Linked DNA regions of Homo sapiens: region 1 is linked to region 2. The links are chromatin loops, found by intact Hi-C in ENCODE. Cell type or tissue: natural killer cell. All regions are shown on one strand. Links, peaks and the distances in the headings refer to the core of each region. The heading gives the core; the rest is flanking DNA. Region 1 overlaps LOC124901033 (a long non-coding RNA gene). Region 2 has its middle 4.9 kb from the start of CAST.

Region 1 (5,500 bases), core at 318-5,317, 160 kb before region 2:
TGAAGAAGCTTCAAGGCAAGTAAAGGAAACACACCTGAGTTTTGTTGGTAGAAAACATTTTATTTTCTCTCTCTCTCTCACACACACACAAACACACATACACAAACACACACACCCCTCTGGAGCCACAGGCTCTCCTGCCTTCCTCCTCTCACAGCAATTTTTCTTTGGTTCTTCCCCATTGTTAGTGAAATAGCTGGAACTCACCAGTCTACACCGCTGATGATTGTCTGTAGGATGAAAACATGATGATATGGTGGTAGCAGCTGTCCATGAGGCTTCTGACAAATGAAGCTGTTCTTAGAGAGTACTTACCTGAAATTGAGTGATGTTACAAAATCACTGAAATAAAGTCAGTTGGTTAGAAAATGCAGTTCAAGCCGGGTGTGGTGGCTCACGCCTGGAATCCCAGCACATTGGGAGGCCGAGGCGGGCAGATCACGAGGTCAAGAGATTGAGACCATCCTGGCCAACGTGTTGAAACCCCGTCTCTATTAAAAATATAAAAATTAACCGGGCGTGGTGGTGGGTGCCTGTAGTCCCAGCTACTCGGGAGGCTGAGGCAGGAGAATCGCTTGAACCTGGAAGGCGGAGGTTGCAGTGAGCTGAGATCATGCCATTGCACTCCAGCCTTGGTGACAGAGCGAGACGCCGTCTCAAAAATAAATAAATAAATAAATAAATAAATAAATAAATAAATAAATAAATGCAGTTCAGGTTTGGCTTCATTGGAATTTAGGTTGACCTCAATGTATGGGAAAGCAAAGAAATGTCACTTTTCTCATGGAACACAAAAGACACTACCTTCCTTTAAGTGAATAGTGGAATAGCAGGTTATAAGATTGAGACTGTGGTTTGTTTATTACAACTCTTAAAATTAAACGCTACTGATTCTCACCGCAATAAAACTATCTTTATCCAAGAGGGAGGATTTATGGCATGGATTCTGAATGCCTCGGGCGTTGAAGAAAGCTGGAGGAAAGAGGTAGTCCCAGGCCTTAATTAAGGATGAACTCAGAAAACCTGCACAACAAAAAAAGCCTCTCAAGCTTAGCCTCCTTTTCTTTCTTCTTTGGGGTTATTCTCTCAGCCATCACCCATAGCGGGAACTTAGCCATTAACTCTAGGGCCATATTTATATAGTGCTGGGAACATAAAGGAAAAAAAAAAAAAAAGAGGCTTCCCTGTTAGCTTCAGCCAGAACAATCCTGGGCTGGGAGTCTGCTTGGACTGGCTTTGCCCTTGGCCTCATCGCGGTGGCCAGAGAGTGGAGGTGTTGTGTTCATCTCAGACTGAGCCTGAGCAGTGTGATTATTCATTTACAGGAGGAAAGGGAGGTGTGTTGAGCAGGCAAAAGGGTTTTAAAGCCCCTGGAGACATTCCAAATATACCAAATGATAACTTGATTTTTGGCAATATGCTTCTGTCACAATGTTAAATATTCATCTCACTCCCAAGTGCCCCGTGTCTTTCATAATCTAAATCTACGATTGGTACCTCAATTATTATTTTTTGTTCTTAATTACAATCAATATTACTTGAGGCTTCCTCATGATTGCTTTATTTCTTTTTTATTTGTTCAACCTCAGTACAGTTTAATATTTATTGCAGATATTGGGACTGGCTCACTCAGCATCTCTTCCAAACGCTTTTCAGAATTTCTCACACCACTGCAGAGTCGGGAAAGCAAACACTTTATTTTCCAGACTCCTTGCTCCTAGATTCTAGATGTGCTTTAGGCTCTGCCAAACAGTAGCACTGGTGGGAGACTTGAATTTGGAATTGAGTTCGGTAGGGAGACAGGCAGCTCTTGAGCTATTCATTTTGTGGGGAAAGATTGTGGCACACATGGTATGGTTCTGGAGCCAGCAATTGTGGCAGAGGCTGCCCAATTTAGCAGATGGCTCCTGGATCATGGCAAGAGAAGCAGTTTCACTGGTGGCCAAGTTCTACATTGTGGTTTTGCGATTTGTTTCTGGAAGCTCAGTCTAGTGTATTTTTTAAGCCTTCCCAATGATTATGTAAGTCATGTAATAGCCTGCAATAAATCCTTTTCTGATTAAATAGCTTAGTGATTCTGTGCTCTGCCATTGAACCCTGACACAACATAGAAATTAGTTTTTAAAATGTCATTGATCTTTTTGATTGTGTTATTTTTCTTTTTCTTATTTATAATTGCATGGATACAAAACATGAAATGAGGTTGGCATTATTTATTGCTTTGATGAGCAGGTGAATTAGATGATCACAGTTGCTAACTGATGCTTGGTTAGTTAGACCCATAGGAAACACCTGCTGTGGTTCAACAAGCTGAGGCTGGAGGTCTTCCATTGGCCCCTATAGGTCCACTCCTCACCCTTCTCTATCCTGCTCTGTGCCCTGGGACTGCCTAGCAGGAATGGCTTTCTGTGTTCCCTGGCTTTGCCCATGGGGAGACTTGATTTATGCTGGTTGCCCGTCCCTCCAACCCCAAGTCTTTAGGTTACCATTTACTTTCTCTTTCAAAAGTGTCCTAGTTGATGTAATCCTCCTTTCTGCTTAGAGTTTGTACTCTCTAAACAATGAACACTTATTAATTCCTTACTATACAGTTCCTCTGTTTTGCCAACTGAGAATGTATAGTCCAAAACTCACGAGCAGAATGGCCACTCTGGTGCTGTAGCAGTCTGCTTTTGCCCCTGGAGTTTGGTGAGGTCCGGGGTCTTATCTCACAACTACAAAATAGGCACACAGACATGGAGGGTGAGTAGGGCAGAGTAAAATTTATTAAGCAAAAGGAAAGCTCTCAGCGAAGAGAGGGGTCCTGAAAGCAGGTTGCCAGTAAGGTGTCTGTGTTCTGTGTCTTTTATGTGGCAGAAGCCAGGAAGTCTTCTGTGGGTTTTGCCCACATGGGAGGGATAAAATTCCCTCCTGGGGTACTATATCTACGCATGCCTAAGGTTGACCAAAGTGACTCCAACTGGTTGAATGCCTAAGTGAAACCCATGGTGGGAGGTGCCTAAAACCACAACGCTAATGTTATGTTAATGGCATTATAGTGAGCTGGGTCAAATTAAGGACATTTAGGTTGATTTGTTGCACCTGTGCCTAAGTTGAGACCGTCCCTGCTGAGCAACATCCTGGCATAAGGGCAAGTTCTTAACCACATTTCTTCCTGTTAGCTGCAGAGGCGGGGTAGGTGCTGTCCTGCAGTTGTTCCTGTGAACATTGTTCCTTTCTGTCCCTTCTCCCTAGACCCTCCATCTCTATCTGCCTATCCAGCCCCTAACTCCTCTCTCAGTGCTTTCCCTCCAGTACATACCCATATTTTAATTTTCAAGTGTGCAATTTTCACATGTATAATTCGTTAAGAAAGAATGCAAGGGAACGATTCAGATAGTCATCAACAAACTGCAGCTGAGTCCAGACTCTGTCTACCTTTCTTCCCTCTTCTGTTTGCATCATCTCCAATAGTTTTTCTAGGATCCAAAACTGATACTGATGCTGCCCAGTTTTTAGTGCTGGCCCTTTGAGGTTCACTGATTCTCCTACATTTTCTGGCTAACGTGTGGAAAATCTGCTTTGTTCCTAGTACAACAGTGATAAAATAATTTTTTATTCCCCTAAATTCCCAAAAGTAGCTTATACTTGCCATGAAGTTTAGGCTATATCTCGATCTCTATCTTTCCATTTATCTATCCATCCATCCGTCTATCCACACATACATATATGTGTCTATTTATCTCTCAAGATTTACAGTATCAGAATTTTTCAGAGTGTGGCTCAGGAATCTTTTTTCTGTTAAGCAAGTTTCTTAAGCATTGTGATGTATTTTTTTGCTTCAATTTACTTATTGCATCTGTTAATAAATTACTGCTTACAAAAACAGTAAAGAAAAAAAAGAATTAAAAACACCTTAATGGCTGAGTGTGTCTGTAATCCCAGCACTTTGGGAGGCCGAGGTGGGTGGATAATTTGAGGTCAGGAGTTCAAGACCAGCCTGACCAACACGAAGAAACCCCATCTCTACTAAAAGTACAAAAATTAGCCGGATGTGGTGGCGCATGCCTGTAATCCCAGCTACTCAGGAGGCTGAGGCAGGAGAATCGCTTGAACATGGGAGGCAGAGGTTGCTGTGAGCCGAGATCACACCATTGCACTCCAGCCCGGGCAACAAGAGCAAAATCCCATCTCAAAAAAAAAAAAAATAAAAAACAAAACAAACAACAACAACAACAACAACACCTTAATAGTTTGGGTGTTTTATTTAGCAGTGCATTTACAAAGATCAAATTAGTGACATAAACTTTGAGTTTTCTATTTTCATCTTTTAGAATGGGAACAGTCAGAATGCTAAACTCACACAGATTTTATAAAAGTTTAGCAATCTACCACCAGGACTGGAAAACCAAGGGAAAAAACAAATCTAACACAATGCTACAGAAACAGAAAAGCCCAGAATTCTTGCTAATTTAACTGAAGTTTAATTTTGACATCTTTGGCTGATCCAACCACTCAGTCTTGGTCTCTTTCCCTTCTCTTATGGACAGGGAGTTAGGTAATAAAAATCAGCCAAAGATTCTCAAAGTTCTGCAGAGGTAGACATGGGCTGGTCTTGCTGCCAGAGCTGGTTAGTACTTTGGGTCTTTCTAGAATATTTGGTGTTAGGCCTAGATAACTCAGCTACATCTGTAGTGCTTCTCTGTGGCTGCTCAGTTTATAATTCAGGTCTTGCTCGGACCCCTAGTCCCAAGGACACCTTTTCCTTTGTCTTTCTGTTAAAAGTCTCTTCAACTTTGAGCTTCCATTGGGCCTATACTATTTTCTCTAGACTGTAAAGGCTCTTTCTACCTTTAATCATCTTCTTCACCGATGTTCAAATCCAGTTATCGGGGCTTGGTCTCTTTGTTGGTCAGGATGTCAGCTGCCTTCTTTCTCCTGAATTTGGCATCACTTCTGATGAGCATAAGCTAATTCATTTTTCCATCAGGAAAAAAGCTATCATTGATTTCTCATGAATATCTCTTATTTGGGAGATATTCCTATTTTCAGCTCAATGAAGAACCAAATCTTTCTAGTCTCTAGAATCTAGTCACTTCTGTAATTTCTTCCCAATTATCCACTCACCAGTTATTTTTTTGATATATGTCTCCTTCCCTGCCTCAAAAACACAGACTATGCCAATCCTAAGATTATAATAGTAGAAATATCTTCAATGTGCAGTAACATTAGTGTGGCAGACGTAATCTAAGTTGCCCCCATGATCCTTGCCTCCTGGTATTCATTCTCTTGCATAATTTCCTTTCTTTTAGTGTGAGAGAAACCTGTGACTTGCTTCTAACCCATAGGATATGGCAAGGAACTAGTCATATCTGAGAGCAGCCTCCAGAAAACAGTCAGCAAAACACTGAGGTTCTCAATCCGATAGTCAATGAGGAACGGAATGCTGGAACAATGATGTGAGCTTGGAAGCAGATCCTTCCCTTCTGCTGGGCCTCAGGTGAGACTGCAGCTCCAGTCA
Region 2 (5,224 bases), core at 1-5,000:
TGTGGAGCAGCTACACTAATACATGATATATTAGGTATCAAAATCTATAAGAGGTAATAACCCTAACCTTCAGGCTTAGCTTAAAAGTCAGAACTCACATAAGCAGAACAATTGCTAAACAATGCATTAATGACTATGAGTACAGAAGAATTTCAAAGAAGCTGAAGACCCTGATGTTTTGCTTTTCCTTGTAGCCAGTGAAGAATTATTGGAACTTTGATATCATGGACCAGCATTTACTAATTTGGGGAAGCTCCTTTTAAATATAGATGGTGCGGTGGCTCATGCCTGTAATCCTAGCACTTTGGGAGACTGAGGTGGGCAGAGTGCCTGAGCTCAGGAGTTCGAGACCAGCCTGGGCAACACGACGAAACCCCGTCTCTACTAAAAATACAAAAAACTAGCTGGGCATGGTGGCGCGCACCTGTAATCCCAGCTACTCAGGAGGCCGAGGCACAAGAATCGCCTGAACAAGGGAGGCAGAGGTTGCAGTGAGCCAAGATTGTCCCATTGCACTCCAGCCTGGGCGACAGAGTGAGACTCTGTCTCAAGAAAAACAAAAACTAAATATAAATAAATAAATGGCTTTTGCCACATTACTGTCTGCACATAGGTAATCATTTATTCCTTTATTTACTCAGTAACAGATGCCTGCTATGGGGAGGTACTGTAGACCTCTTACACTAAAGGACTTTACAATTAGAAGAGACAGACAAGTAAATACAGGCATACCTCATTTTATTGCTCTTTGCTTTATTGCATTTCACAGATACTGTGTTTTTTACAAAATGAAGGCTTGTGGCAACCGTGCCTCGAGCATGTCTGTCAGCACCATTTTTCCAACAGCATGTGTGTTCACCTCATGTCTACCCACATTTTGGTAATTCTTGCAACACCTCAACCTTTTTCATTATATCTGTTACGTGATATGTGATCAGAGATCTTTGATGTTGCTATTGTAATTATTTTGGGGCACCACATAGTGCACCCATAGAAGACAGAGAATTTAATTGATAAATGTTGTGTGTGTTTTGACTGCTCCACCAACTGGCTGTTCTACCTAGGAATCGATTTGCATATAAATATATACTTGAAAGAGAATCCTATAAAGAAATAAAAAACAGAGCCAAAGAAACATCCAGGTAGATACCACATCGCATTTGCTGGAGATTGCCATATTTTGGCAATACATCATAGTGGGTAAAGCATAAGAGTTTTAGATCCACACAACTATGTTTAAATCCCAGCTCTGCCACTTATGGACTGCATACCTCAAGCAAATTACTTAATCACTTTGAATATCAGTTCCCTAACCTGTTACCTGTGGATGATAAAGCTGAGTACCTACATCCTAGGGTTATTCTGATGATGGAATAAGGCAGTGTATTAAAGCATTTGGCACAGTGCCTCATGTATGATAATTGTGCAAATAAATGCTGGTTGCAATTATTAAATTGCATTTATTATTAATAGTTAAAAATTTCAAAACCCCTGAATGTTCTTTGGACAGGGGCAAAGCAGTTTTTGTTGGATCCCCAGTAAGAAGCAACCTCCTGTCCAATCAATGAATGTTATAGATCTGTTTCCATTCAACCAGCATTCCAGACATTCTGTAGACCATAAAATGAGCCACAGCTGAGCAGTACCCTAGGAAAGCTCTAATCCAGACCCACATACCTGAGCTGGCAGCCAGAATTCACGCTGATGTACTCATTCCCAATAATGGGTGCTTTTTCCATTTTTCCATTTCCTTTTTTTTTTCTTTTTGGTTTGCTTCTTTTGTGTATGTGCTGATAGAGTGGCTGGTTATTTGAAATAACTTTAACATTTGTTAGGCAACAAGAAACCAAATTTGGGATGATGTGTGCATGGTAATGAACTTACTAAACCCAAAGTACTCCCGTGTTCCTGTCCTGGGATAGGTGCAAGTTCGTCATGGCCCCTCAGATCTGGAGGCAACACAGAAAACTGAGTCACAAAATTACATTTTTTTTTTTCAGATGGACTCTCGCTCTGTTGTCCAGGCTGGAGTGCAGTGGCATGATCTCGGCTCACCGCAACCTCCACCTCCTGGGTTCAAGTGATTCTCCTGCCTCTCAGCCTCCTGAGTAGCTGGGATTACAGGTGCCCACCACCACGGTCATCTAATTTTTGTATTTTTAGTAGAGATGAGGTTTTGCCATGTTGGCCAGGCTGGTCTCGAACTCCTGACCTCATGTGATCCACTCGCCTCGGCCTCCCAAAGTGCTAGGATTACAGGTGTGAGCCACCGTGCCTGGCCTACAAAATTACATTTTCAGACTAGCAAGTGTATCTCTGGAAATCAAGTTATATTTTTGAAATCTTGCCACTTTCCACTAACTTTCATTTTTCTCCCACTCACAAACACCATCTTATGGAATTAATTTTCTATATAGAAATTTTTGCAGCCCAAATATCTGTACAGCCAACTGCTTGCTTCAAATATTTACCAAAGCTAGATTAATTTTTTAATGTGCTATTTCTGTCTGGAATATATCTAGACCAAGTCATTCATAGGAATCAATTTTTATTATAAGAATTATCATATTCTTGTCATATTGAAGATTTTGAATCAATTATCTTTTCCTTTCTATATATCCTAACCTACTCCCTCCCACTCAAAAAATTGTCATCTAAATTTTCCCAGGCCTAGACTTCATTTCCTCCCTCAGCCTGTCTTTTGTCCATTAATAGGTATTTCTTGTAGCCTATCCAGAAGGCATGTAGATTGGGACGATACACTGAGCAAACCACATTTCTTCACTATAGCAAAAAAGAAACCACAGTTGGTCATCATGGTGACTCACCCCAGGCTTCTACCGCCACACCCAAACCACACAATACTGCAAACTCTTTGGTTAGATTTAAGGCAGAAAATAAAGCCATCCTGCAAAGCAAGATTTTTATGTTCCAAGGTACGCCTAAGGTCACCTCTCTTTGGTGTTTGATTATAAAATAGTCTTGATCCTTCTTGTTGCAGATCACTTCACATTACATATTTATTGGTGTCAGGTTTGTTTTCATTTTTGTTTCTTTCCCTGCATTTGTTTCCAGCTCAGATTATTGTATAAAGAAATGTGCCATTTCTAAGAGGTTCTTCAATTGCCTGCAAGCCACAGTGTTTTTTTTTAATTAAGAAAAAGTGTCTCTTTGGATTTAATACTCAAAGTCATTTGGGGCACATGCAGAATCTTGATTCCTTTGAATCAATATATAAGAATTCACTAGTTTCTAGAAAGAAGAGTTAAGAGCATGCACCAGGGGCCATTTGGAATATCTGCCCGGCTCACCCCTGTTCCTCCTTTGGAGTAGAATTCCAGATCCCATCATGGCTCCCCATTGCTCTATCCCTCTTCTCCACAGCCCACAGTTGACTGGACCAATGGTAGACCTGACTTGAACTGACCCAAACGGGCAGGTTTTCTTTCCTCATTGGGAGGTGGGGACTGAGTAATGAAATTAAGATGAAGATAGAGGAAAAAACTTTCTGGGTGCTAAAAACCGTAACGTGAAGCATGTAGACCTGGGCTTCACTGTGGAAACTGAGGACCCGGAAAGTCAGCCCGCACAGGAAGAAAGAACAGGCCTGCCAGGGAAGCAGAGATAGGAGGAGACAGAAGAGGGCTGAGCTTCCTTACGACCTTCCACTTAATGAGCTGCACTCTCTAGTGAGGCCCAGTTGCACTCAAAAGGCTTTGGTTCTGGGACGTACGCTATAGCCTTCAAAATAATCTCCCCTCATTTTTGTTTTAACAGTACAAGTTGCTTTTTCTGTTATTTGTTAACCAAGAGTCTCAACCAATTCAGAAACTAAGCAGAATATGCATAGAGTATACAAATTGTTCTTAAGTAAAGTTCTCAGTAATTTTTCCAAACTTTTTTTCCCCGTGGTCCTCAGTAAGAAATACATTTTACATTGCAACTAGTACATATAAATGCACATGATTTGAACATGAAGTTTCATGGAACAATTCTTCATTATCTATGATCAGGTAAAAACAATGAATAATGTGAACTATGTTTTATTCATCTGTAAACACAAAGTGGAAACAAATCCAAAACAAACAATAAAAACTAAAAATTAGGAAATATTTTACTTAATGCTCCAGCTATCTTTGCCTGTTCATGTTTATTACAGTCTGAGACACATGAAGATAATGCTACCTGCATTTCTGGTGCACTGTTCAGCCAGATTTTTTTTGTTGTTTTAATTGGCTGAAGATTGAAAATCCCGATTTACACAAATAGGCTCTTGAGAATGTTAACAGTGGCAGCATATTCTGATATTCAACTTCTGTTCTACTTTATTCAAATTTCTTTTTTAAACTGTTGATGATGACTCACTAAATGTCATAACCAACTATTGTGCCCACAGTTTGAAAAACAGTAAGCCAGAATATATTGTTAAATTGCCTACTACTAAGATGAGCTAAGATAAGGCAAATGCATTGCAAGTATCTGCAGTAGATCCTTATTTGAGCTCAGACATCTGTCCTTTTTTAAAGCTCTCTAGAGGGGAATCCCAGTTTTTCATTCACTACTGCAGATCATTTGTAACAATTCTCTTTATGTGGAGAGCCATCTGCATTTGACTGCGGACTGCCATTCAAATCCATTTCTTCTTGTCCAGTTTTCAGAGAAGATAAAGAATAGGTACTCTAAAGCTTCTCTTTGCCTGGGTCTATCCTTCTCCCTGCCTTTTCCCTCTTATCCACAGAAAGCCAGCTTCCCAGCCACACTGGTCTCCCTACTGGACCATGCATGACCCGTGCATGCACTTTCCCTTTCCTGCATTTTTCCATGTTGCTGTTCTTCCGAGAGACATCTCCCATCTGGTTATCTAAATCCTGCACATTCTTCAAGTAGCAGGACATGTTTACCCACCATCAGGTCTTGCTCATCACTCTGCCCCACATCTTTTTTGTCCTTTTCTGATCACCTATAGGTCTTGAAAGGTTTCTATTCCATATTTATTGACACAGAAAAATATTCAGTATCCTCTTAGAAGGACAATGTATTTATAAAATAGCATGTACATTGTAGAGCTAAAGATAGAGCTATACATCAAGAAATTAACTAGATGTGAGCATTTGGGTAATTCTATTTTGGTTTTATTTTCCCAGTTTATGTTTTCTTAATGTTTCTTATATTTCTTAATGGTTCTTGCAATAAACACATAGTATACAATAAAAATAATAAAAGG

Evidence for each region. Peaks named below come from ENCODE experiments on the same cell type or tissue, not always from the same donor. Only the 100,000 strongest peaks of a DNase experiment are listed, where the experiment ranks them.
Region 1: a loop joins it to region 2, with 4 times the contacts of the local background. A loop is called at or near these places in 12 of 110 quality-filtered maps.

Annotation. Positions count from the first base shown.
Region 1 is chr5:96,814,102-96,819,601 of GRCh38, reverse strand. It overlaps LOC124901033 (a long non-coding RNA gene), which reads right to left. Exons shown (of 3, transcript XR_007058879.1): 3 at 2,744-5,500. It also overlaps a transcript of ERAP1 not described here. Among named protein-coding and RNA genes, the nearest start is that of ERAP1, 8.9 kb to the right of the region's middle. RefSeq lists an enhancer at 2,548-2,687. In natural killer cell, for the core only: no CTCF peak of the experiment used is centred there; DNase peaks (open chromatin) are centred at 2,451 and 2,971; H3K4me3 peaks cover 1,059 bases; H3K27ac peaks cover 2,888 bases.
Region 2 is chr5:96,654,872-96,660,095 of GRCh38, reverse strand. It overlaps a transcript of CAST not described here. Among named protein-coding and RNA genes, the nearest start is that of CAST, 4.9 kb to the left of the region's middle. RefSeq lists an enhancer at 2,153-3,352. In natural killer cell, for the core only: no CTCF peak of the experiment used is centred there; a DNase peak (open chromatin) is centred at 2,815; H3K27ac peaks cover 915 bases.